2 separate regions of the Homo sapiens genome follow, and region 2 is linked to region 1. The links are chromatin loops, found by intact Hi-C in ENCODE. Cell type or tissue: sigmoid colon. All regions are shown on one strand. Each heading gives the region's core, and the rest is flanking DNA. Links, peaks and the distances in the headings are about the cores only.

What was found. Peaks named below come from ENCODE experiments on the same cell type or tissue, not always from the same donor. Only the 100,000 strongest peaks of a DNase experiment are listed, where the experiment ranks them.
Region 2: a loop joins it to region 1, with 2.5 times the contacts of the local background. A loop is called at or near these places in 2 of 110 quality-filtered maps.

What each region holds. Positions count from the first base shown.
Region 1 is chr17:12,522,598-12,527,984 of GRCh38, forward strand. No RefSeq gene overlaps it. Among named protein-coding and RNA genes, the nearest start is that of LINC00670, 25 kb to the right of the region's middle. In sigmoid colon, for the core only: no CTCF peak of the experiment used is centred there; no DNase peak of the experiment used is centred there.
Region 2 is chr17:12,191,712-12,197,098 of GRCh38, forward strand. No RefSeq gene overlaps it. Among named protein-coding and RNA genes, the nearest start is that of MIR744, 110 kb to the left of the region's middle. In sigmoid colon, for the core only: a CTCF peak has its summit at 2,026; no DNase peak of the experiment used is centred there.

The sequences.
Region 1 (5,387 bases), core at 167-5,166:
GACAAAAATCATACTATGTAGTTTTACTTGAAAGCCACAGAAAGACCTAACACCATCCATGCTGCGTGAATTTCTTGATTTTTTTCAGGTTGCTTTGCAGATGATGTTTTAATTAGGGAAGCCCATTCGAGAATCTTCCTAAAGACATATAACATCCTCAGCCATCTGAAACTATCTGAACCAGTCTGAAAATCTGAATGCCAGAACCACCCCTGCAGTCCAAACAGTTTGTGGACTATGTCTAAATAGTCTGTTGCACTAACCACAACTGAGGAATTTATGAGGGCATTAAAGTACTGTAACCAAAATGTTGTCATTCAAAGGCTCGCCTCGGGAGGAGTGGAGTATTCCGAGAGCTAGACGCTGGGGCTCTGGCAAGACTCCAGGCAAAGTGTCAGGATCCTGGGATCAAAAGGTGATTGAGAGACGTCTAATTGAGGAGTGCCGCCCTGATATTTGTGGTTTCCTTTCCAGCAGTGGAATTTGGTGCAGATCTTTGAACAGCTCCACAGCCAGCTCTGGGGCCCTGCAGGAACAGGCCAGGGTGGATTCCTGGAAATTACAAATAATGGGGGTTGGGCACTTGTCTGCATCTCTCTGGGACTAGACTCGTGGTTTTTAATTGTCTTTACCCAAGGCAGGACATTCTAACCAGTAGCTGGGATCTCGCAGTGTGATTAAATTTATACTTAAGGCTGATGCGAGTGCTCAAAAAAATTAATAAAAAGAAAAGCAAAAAGATGGTGAAAAAACACAAATGTGTACATTTGGGAAAAAGGTCACAGGCTGTTAATACAGTCATGCATTACTTAACAATGGGGATACGTTCTGAGAAATTTGTAGTTAGGCAGTTCCATCATTGTGAGAGCATCACAGGGTGCACATCACACAAATCTAAATGGCACAGCCATACTACCCACGTAGGCTATATGGTATAGCCTATTGCTCCTAGGCTACAAACCTGAACAGCGTATTACTGTACTGAATACTCCAGGCAATTGTAACACAATGGTAAATATTTGTGTATCTAAACATAGAAAAGGTAACAGTAAAAATACAGTATTATGATCTTATGGGACCACCATTGTATATGTGGTCAGTCGTTGGCCTAAATGATGTTATATGGCATGTGACCGTATAAACGTTAAACCATTAATCATCCAACTCATTATATGTATAATTTGTATAATAGGTATAATTTGGATTTTTGGCACCTTTTTGGCTATCATAGTCATTTCATTTGATGTCTTATGCAAATACATCTCTTTAAAGTACTTTCTTGTACTTGATTAATTTCCCAGACTGTTAATATGTTTTCACTGTATATCTTCTGGTGCTTAACATTATACATAAAGGTGGCAGGGGACATAAGGGGAAGAGAAAAGATAAAGTGATTCTTTCCTTTACGCCTAGAAAAGATTGGAGTCTTGATGAAGGGAAAAACATTTGTTTGGTCATTTAATCAATATTAACTGAGCACTTAATATGTGTGGAACATGAGGGGTACAAAAAGATGGAGGGAGGTGGATCATTATATAAATTCCAGCTTTACTACCTACTGGTTATGTGACGTTAGGCCAATTATTTACATTTTTTGAGGCTGTTTCCTCAATTTTTAAATGAAGTTAATAATAAAATGATACAGGAGAAAAATTATGTAGATTACTAATAAATTGTGTCTACTATAATCACGATTATTAAAGATGAGTCATCACCTCCTCAATCACCAGTAGACTTTTTTGTTTTGCTAATTTGGGTTGCCAGAAATATGTTGTTATACCTAGACAACAGGCCACCATCATTTAGATTTGGTGTAGATCATTCATTGGCTAGTTTACATTCTCACTTTTTTGAGGTTCAAATGCCTACATTTCTTGCCTAAATCAAAACTTACATTTATAAAAAAAAAAAAATACCTTTATATCCCCAAGGGAAGAAGATAATGTGACCCAGGAAAGGCTTTCTTGTTTTAAAATTAACATTTTAAAATGAACTATGTAGAAATCCAGCCACAGAATCCTAACATTAGAGAAACACAGGGTAGTAGACATGACTTAGAACTAAGTTCCTGCTTTCAGGTAGCACAAGAGGATGAGATGCAGGCATGTTGGGGTCACGTGAGCTCTCTTTTGAAATTGATTCCACAGGTCACTGTGAAATCCAAATATGCTTAATTTTAAGTGTCTTTGCTGCACTGAGACATTTTACCTTATTTGTATGCAAAGCCATCCCAGCTTTACATATGGCCACCTTATCAAATTATCTTATTAATTCTGAAATTTTCTTAACTTTCAACATATGCAATTGCGTCATTCCTAAATAATGATAACTCTACCTTTTTATTTTCATTATGTACGCTTTCATCATGTTTTTCTCTGTGTAATCCATTAAATAAAAATTCTAAAACCTTCCCCAGCAATGATTGTCATTGGAATAGCTTTATACATAATTATTTTACTTTACATATTATGCTGTCTTTAGGTAAATACTGCTAATTTGAAGAACTTTTACTTTTTTAGCATTTCTATTAGGAATGAGACTTGATAAGAGTGATCGACATTGACTTTACAAAACCAGATTTGGTTTTAGTTGTCATTTCCGGTGGGTTTTTTTTTCATATATTATTAATTTTGTCTTTATTCTTTTAATTCTCCTCTCCAACTTTCTCTATGTTTATTTTGATTTTTTAAAATAATAATTGTATTGAGATATTCACTTACTATAGAGTTCACCCACTTAAAGGGTAGAATTCAGTGGTTGTTAGTATATTCAATAGTGTATTCACAGATATGTGGAGCAATCACCATAGTCCAACTTAAAAAGAAATGTCAGGCTGTTTAGCTATAACCTCCAAACTCCTATTGCCCCCCAACCCCTAAGGAACCATTCCTCTACTTTCTGTTTCTGTGGCTTTCCCAATTCTGGTCATTTTATACAAATGGAATCACATAATATGGAGTCTTTTCTGACTTGCTTCTTTCACTTCACATGTTTTCAAAGCTCATGCATATTGTAGTAAGTATTGGTACTTCATTCCTTTATATAGCTGAATCATATTCCATTGTACAGATATACGTTTGTTTATCTACTCATCAAATAAGAAACATTTGGATTTGTGCCACCTTTCTGGCTATTCATAAATAATGCTATTATAAACATTCATGAATATGTTTTTATGTGGCTATACATTGCCAGTTCTCTTCGGTAGATGTTGCCGGATCATAAGTTTGACCATTGAAGAACTGCCAAATTATTTTCCAAAGAGGTTGTACAATTTTGCAGTGTAAAACGGTTCAGGTTTCCCCACAGCCTTACCAATACTTATGGCCTTACTCTCAGATTCTAGCAATCTTAATGAGTAAGTGTGAAGTGAATCTCACTGTTGTTTTGATTTGTATTTCCATGTTGACTAATGATGTTTAGCATCTTTTCATGTGCTTATTGACCATTCGTTTATCTTTTTTGGAGAAATGTGTCTTCAGTTTCTTTGTCCATTTAAAAAATTAGACTCTTTTTATGATAGAGTTATAAGAGTTCTTATACATTCTAAATGTGTCTCTTCTCAAATACATGGTTTGCAAATATGTTTTCCATTCTGTAGATTGCCTTTCATTTTCTTGATAATAATATCCTTTGATAACCAAAGTTTTTACACATTTTGATAAAGTCCAATTTATCTATGTTTCTTTTGTTGCTTATGCTTTTGATATCATATCTAAGAATGCATTGCCAAATCCAAGGTCATGAAGATTTGCCCCTTATAATTTTACCTCTTACATTTAAGGCCTTGACCCATTTTTGTTTGTTGTTTTGGTTCTTTGTTTGTTTTTCAGACAGAATCTCATGCTGTCATTTAGGCTGGAGTGCAGTGGTGAAATCTTGGTTCACTGCAACCTCTGCCTACCTGGTTTAAGCAATTCTTATGCCTCAGCCTCCAGAGTAGCTGGGAGTACAGGTGTGCACCACCATGCCCAGCAATTTTTTGTATTTTTAGTAGAGATAGGATTTTGCCACGTGGGCCAGGCTGGTTTCAAACTCCTGGCCTCAAGTGATTGGCCCTCCCTGGCCTCTCAAAGTGCTAGGATTACAGATGTGAGCCACCATGCCTGGCCTTGATTTGGGGTTAATTTTTGTATAACAATGTGAGGTGAGGGTCCAAATTCATTCTTTTGCATGTGGTATCCAGTTGTCCCAGCACCATCTGTTGAACAGAGTATTCTTTTCTTATTCAGTGGCCTCAGCATTCTAGTCAAATATCGGTTGAGATAGATACGTGGGTTTATTTCTGGACTCTCAATTCTACTCCATTGGTCTATATGTCTATCCTTATGCCAGTACCGCATCATTTGGCTACTGTAGCTTTGTAGTAAGTTTCAAAGTCCAGAAGTCTTCTGACTTTGTCATTCTATTTCAAGATTGTTTTGACTATTCTGGGTCCCTTGCAATTCTTGCAATTTCAAGTAATTTTCATATTCTATTTTGATTTCCTTGTGCTTTTTTGTCAAAATAACATCATAGCTCATTTAATTTCAATTTATTTTTATAAATAACAAAAACAAAACACCATAATTTTTTTTCCAAAATAAGTTTTAGCTATAAATCACAGGTGTTAATACAGAGTTTTCTTTTTCATTAGCTATATATTGTTGGGTTTATTTTATCAAACACAGGCATTAGAATTGTGTTCTTTAAAATCCATGGGGTTTTTTTTGACGAAGTCTCTTCTTTTTTTTTTTTTTTTTTTTTTGAGACGGATGTCACCCAGGCTGGAGTGCAGTGGCACAATCTCGGCTCACTGCAAGCTCCGCCTCCCGGGTTCGCACCATTCTCCTGCCTCAGCCTCCCGAGTAGCTGGGACTACAGGCCCCCGCCACCACGCCCGGCTAATTTTTTGTATTTAACATTTTTTATGTTTATTTCATGTTTTCTTGTATGATAGTCATGGATTTTGTTCTTTAAAACTGTACAGTCTGGAATGTGTTAAGGGTTTCTTTGAAACCAACTACATGATCAAAATTCATAGATGTTTATGGGCATAAGAAACCATATATAATTTTCCATTTGTTACATAGGAAAGGTCTATACTATACATCTTGATGATTGTATTTTTCCAATATCCTGTTTATTTTTTTTATCTACCATCAAGTTTTGAAAAGGTTATATGTACATATATAACTATATGTATGTAGTCTCTGGATCATGCTTTTTTAACACCATACTTTTTTTTTTTTTTTTGAGACAAAGTTTTGCTCTTGTTGCCCAGTCTGGAGTGCAATGGCACAATCTTGGCTCACCACAACTTCTGCCTCCCAGGTTCAAGCGATTTTCCCCTCAGCCTCCCAAGTAGCTGGGACTAGAGTCATGTACCACCATGCCCGGCTAATTTT
Region 2 (5,387 bases), core at 58-5,057, 330 kb before region 1:
ATTGGCCTATAATCCTCTTTCTTTGATTTTCCCCTGTATGGTTTTACTATCAAAGTTATACTTTTTTTCATACGAGTGAGACAGCTTTCCTTCTTTTTCTGTTTTCTTTGTGTGTGTGTGTGTGTGTATGTGTGTGTGTGTGGCACAACTTGTTTGACATAAAGATTAGTTTTTATTTGAAAGTTTGGTTGCAAACCTGTAAAACCTAGACCTGGCTTTGTGTGGATATGAGGTTTAGAGAGAAGTCTTTTTATTACTTCCTAAATTTCTTAAGCATTACTGGTATAAATACATTTTCTATTCATTTGTATTAATTTTTTTTGCATTTTGTACTTTTAAAATTGTTCATTCATTGCTTCTGGGTTTTGACATTTGTTGGTGTTTACTTGTTCATAATATTCCTTTAAATTATTAAAACATCCTTTGTGTCTATAGTTATTTCTCCATTTATATTCTCTATTGTGTTTATTTACACCTTCTTTTTTGTCCCTTGATCATTCTTTCCAAGTTTTATCTTTATGAGCCTTTTCTATAAACCAACTTCTTGTTTTGTTAGTTGTTTATAATTTTCTTTGTCCTGTGCTTTGTTGACCTTTACCTTTATTATTCCTGTTCTCCTTGTTTTTTTAAGGTGTTGAAGAATAGTCTGTCATTAACACACAGCCAATGAGGTCATCAGACTCTTTCATACATGGACAGGTTTTGAGATGTGCCCCTTGTGGAAGAAAACCACAGATGTTTTAGAGCACTGAATTGTAAGCATGCTTAGAGATGATTTATTCCATTAAGGGCAAATATTTAATGTGCTCAATTTGAATGCATGGTTCACGTTCATTTCCCCCCGCACTGAGGTCAGATGCATCCTGGTATTCCCAATACTGTTAGAGACGGCACTGCAGGTGAGGATTCTTTGCCATCCATAGTTCCCCCTACTTAAAGTGTGGCCCACGTTGCAATCACCTGGGAGTTTTTTTTAGAGATGCAGAATATTGGGCCCTAGGCCAGGCCTACTAAATCAGAATCTATATTTTAACATCTTCAGATGAATCATTAGGCATTGAAGTTTGAGAAACACTTGGTCTAACACCATTATTTTGCAGGTGAGAAAACTAAGAGCCTCAGAGGTAAGGTAATCTACCCAAGACTATGTAGAAGAAGGAGGTTTTCATAGCAAAATTAAGCAGGGGAAGAGAGGGAAAGAAAGAGAATGAGAGAAAGGGAGAGTAAGAAAGCCAAGAGACAGATGAATGCAATGGAAAATGAGAAACATGAGTGAGGAGAAGGCAGATGGGGAGTCAGTCTTCCCCCAGGATACAGTTCATCTGAGGCCAACTTCTGGGCATGCTGAGTAGCCAGAAGTTTTATTCACCATAATAGAAGCTTTTCTCAGTGTCCTTGGTATCAGGCTTGAATGACTGTCGGCAAACACACTCACATTTCAATAAAACTCAAGTTCTTTTTCTGGCAGTGGAAGTAGCAGTAAAAAAGGCTAGGAAATGAAAACATCTGTCACATGGCTTTTGAGGTGCCAGGTGTCACAGCCCTAGGGCCAACTGTCCTTTTGCAACATGGCTTCCTTGGACCTCCTACCTGTCTTGTAGGCCTCTGCCCTGGGCTGTGGATAGCCTGCTACCTCAAGGATGCAGTCATAAATCTGCAGTGACCCTACCCTGTCTGTTCACAGAGCTCCTTTCCAGGAAGACCAGGAATTATTTATTGCAGCCCATAGAATTCTCTGTAAGGTTTTACCCCCAGATGCAGGAGATGCATGTTCTGTTTCTGTTTGACATCCCATGTCAGAACTGAGCCCTGGAAGAGGAGTAAGTAATTCAGCATTATACACAGAGAGTAAAGTTATGTGGTTATATATCAACACAAGGCACTGGAAGTCCTTCGAAATCAGGAGAGTATAATTTTAGAATGAACGTAATGAAAATGTCAAAGGAGATCCATCTTTCTCTTCTACCTCTAAGATGTGCTAAAAATAATTGAGACAATTTTCCACGTGTGGATGCATGCCTTATACCACAGTTGCCGCCTGGGGAGGACACTGAGCTGGGAGAACAGACCTCTAGGTCACCAGCCCTGATCTCTTTGGACTTTCAAGAACTGAATGCCCAGCTGCTTCTCAAATGTCTTCTCAAGACTGTCCTGACAATAGCACCTCAAACTCAACATGTTAGAAACTGAACTCATTATTTTTCCTTCCAGATTTCTTCTTGATTTTATCTTTCCTTTTGTGCAATGCACCAAAGCAAGATCGTCTCAATTTCATAGCCAGGTTATTGGCATCACGCAGTTCCCTGTTGCTCAAGCTCCAACAAGTTGCTATCCTTGACTTCTCCCATTCCACTACTTCTCTATCCAAAGAATGGGTGGTTCCTGTCAATTCTGCTTCCCGAGAGGTCCTCAGATCCATCTTCCCAGTCTGGCTGCAGCTGTTCTGACCCAGGTCATTGTTTTTCACTGTATTATTGTGTATTGTGATGACCTCCAAAGGTTAGTCTCTGTCCACACCATCACCAGGTTCATCTTCTGAGAGCATCAACACAGCCCGTTTCTTGCCTCCTTAGAGGCCTTCTCTCTCAGTCAGAATCGAGAACTCGCTTAGATACTTGCACACGCATTTTTATAACAGCACAATTCGCAGTTGCAAAAATATGGAACCAACCCAAATGCCCATCAATCAATGAGTGGATAAAGAAACTGTGTTTTATATATATATGAAGGAATACTACTCAGCCATAAAAAGGAATTAATTAATAGCATTTGCAGCAACCTGGATGGGATTGGAGACTGTTATTCGAAGTGAAGTAACTCAGGAATGGAAAACCAAACATCTATGTTCTCACTTATAAGTGGGAGCTAAACTATGAGGATGCAAATGTATAAGAATGACACAGTAGACTTGGGGGACTCATGGGGAAAGGGTGGGAAGCAGGTGAGGGATAAAAGACTACAAATTCTGCTTGGTGTATTTGTACAGTGTATACTCCTTGGATGATAGATGCACGAAAATCTCACAAATTACCACTAAAGAACTTACTCATGTAACAAAATACCACCTGTTCCCCAAAAACCTATGGAAATAGAAAAAATCTTTTAAAAAGAACTCACTTAGAAGCATCTCCTGTCTTCCCTGTGAGCTGGCCCCATCCACCTTCTCCATGCTGTCTGTCACCATGCCCCTCCACACAGCTTTGGCCACGCCAGCCTGCCTGTTCTTCCTTCATACACTCACACCTTAGATCTTTGTGTATTCCCATTGCCAAGGCCGGGAATGTCCTTCCCTGCCTCCTACATATCAAAAAAACAACTGTTTGGATAGTGCTACTCTTTCCTCCTCAGCTCTCTGGGGATAATGTATCCTCTGCCTTTTGATGAAATCTTGGGTGTTTGAGTCTGCCAGCTCATTCTTCAGAACTAAAAAGTCCTCCAGTCATTTTTTTTCTTTACCACACAATAATTCTTATTTTAGTAATTAATATATCCAGCCCAAGGCAACGTTTAAGGAAAAAAAGGCACCCAACTTTATTCAAGGTAAAATGTTTTGTCCCCTTTCACTCCAGCTATGCCTATTGTCGAAGTTATAGTGTGTGTGGATGTGTGTATATGTGTATGTATGTATGTGTGTATGTGTGTATGTGTGTTTATATATGCAGGTATGTATGCCTAGGTATGTGTGTGTAGGTGTGTATGTGTATTTATGTGTATGAGTTTATGTGTAGGTGTATGTGTGTTTGTGTGTCTGTGTATGTGTGCAAGCATGTGTATACTATGTGTGTGCATGCATGTGTATGTGTGTATGTGTGCATGCATGTGTATGTGTGTATGTGTGCATGCATGTGTACATGTGCACGTGTGCATGTGCATACATGTGCATGTTCATGCATGTGTGTGTGTATGGTATATGAGTGTGCGTGTGCATGTCTGCACTGGGTCAGATGGGGAGTCGGAAGTGAGTGGGAAGCTTCTTTTCTGTTTCCCGTCTTGTGCTTTCCTTCCTCCTGCCCTGCCACCAGCTTATTAGCTGAGGTTGCTGACCTTCCAGGTCAGAATGGGGGTAAGGGAATGGGGATAGGTGAGGGCCAGGAGAGGTCTAGCAGAACTGGTATTTACATAAATGTGAGTTGACTACTTCTGACCACAGCAAATTAGTAGATGCAAAGCTGCCTCCATCTGTTGGAGTACATTTGTGGGCCCTTTGGGGTCTTCACTGGGAATATTTGACCAAGTTGCTTATAGTATATGCCATTTCTGTTCTCTGCTGCTGTTCTTAGGAATCCAGGTCTAGCGTTCCACCCCAGGCTGGGGTCCTCATTCTTCCCCAGGCAGATTTCAGGGGCAGTATTTGAGTGTTTTACAAATGTCCAGTCTCTCCTATGGCCCATACCTGATCCATTAGAAAGAGTTGTGCATCTTTGCCACTGATGTGGGTGGACATGTCTACCACTTCTGACTCATAGTGACAGCTTCTCCTATTTAGAAAGAGACACCATTGTAGGGAGGCTGAAAGTTCCTGAGAACAGTCCATTGTGCTAGCCAAACTCCAGGATGCAAGGGAAGCATCCAGAATCCAGAATGGTGCCTGGAATTCTTTTTTTTTTTTTTTTTTTTGAGATGGAGTCTCACTCTATCGCCCAGGCTAGAGTGCAGTGGCGCGATCTCAGCTCACTGCAAGCTCCGCCTCCTGGGTTCACGCCATTCTCTTGCCTCAGCCTCCCGAGTAGCTGGGACTACAGGCGCCTGCCACCACGCCTGGCTAATTTTTTATAGTTTTAGTAGAGCTGGGGTTTCACTGTGTTGGCCAGGATGGTCTCGATCTCCTGACCTCGTGATTCGCCCGCCTCGGCCTCCCAAAGTGCTGGGATTACAGGTGTGAGCCACTGCGCCCGGCCGGTGCCTGGAATTCTTACTAGGCTTAGGTGAAGAGAAAATATCCCTCCAACAAGGGACCTCACGACCCCATCTCAAAGACCATTTCTCCAACTTTTCCAACTTTAACTCTAGTTTTTGGGCAGGTCAAGGTGGGCTGTGGGCCACAAAATCATTCTATTACTTCCTTTGTAGGTCCTGCAGAGTTGGTCAAAGGGAAAGCCTGTGTTTGCTGTTTCGGAGCACCTGCTGAAACTGACCCTGCATTGATGTCTGTCTACATTGTCATTCAAGATTTTGCTCAAGTGTCTCCTCCTTAGAGGACAGTGAGGCTTCTATCCTCCTCAAGTGTGAATGATGATAGTGAGGTAGGAGGTGGGACTCAACTCAGGAGGTGGGACCTGACGCCGGAGGTGGGGCTTGAAAACTAGACCAAACTGAGGACTAGCTAAAACAGGGACAGGGTGGAAGCACCTTTTCATAAGACACGCCCACCAGTGTGCCATGACAAT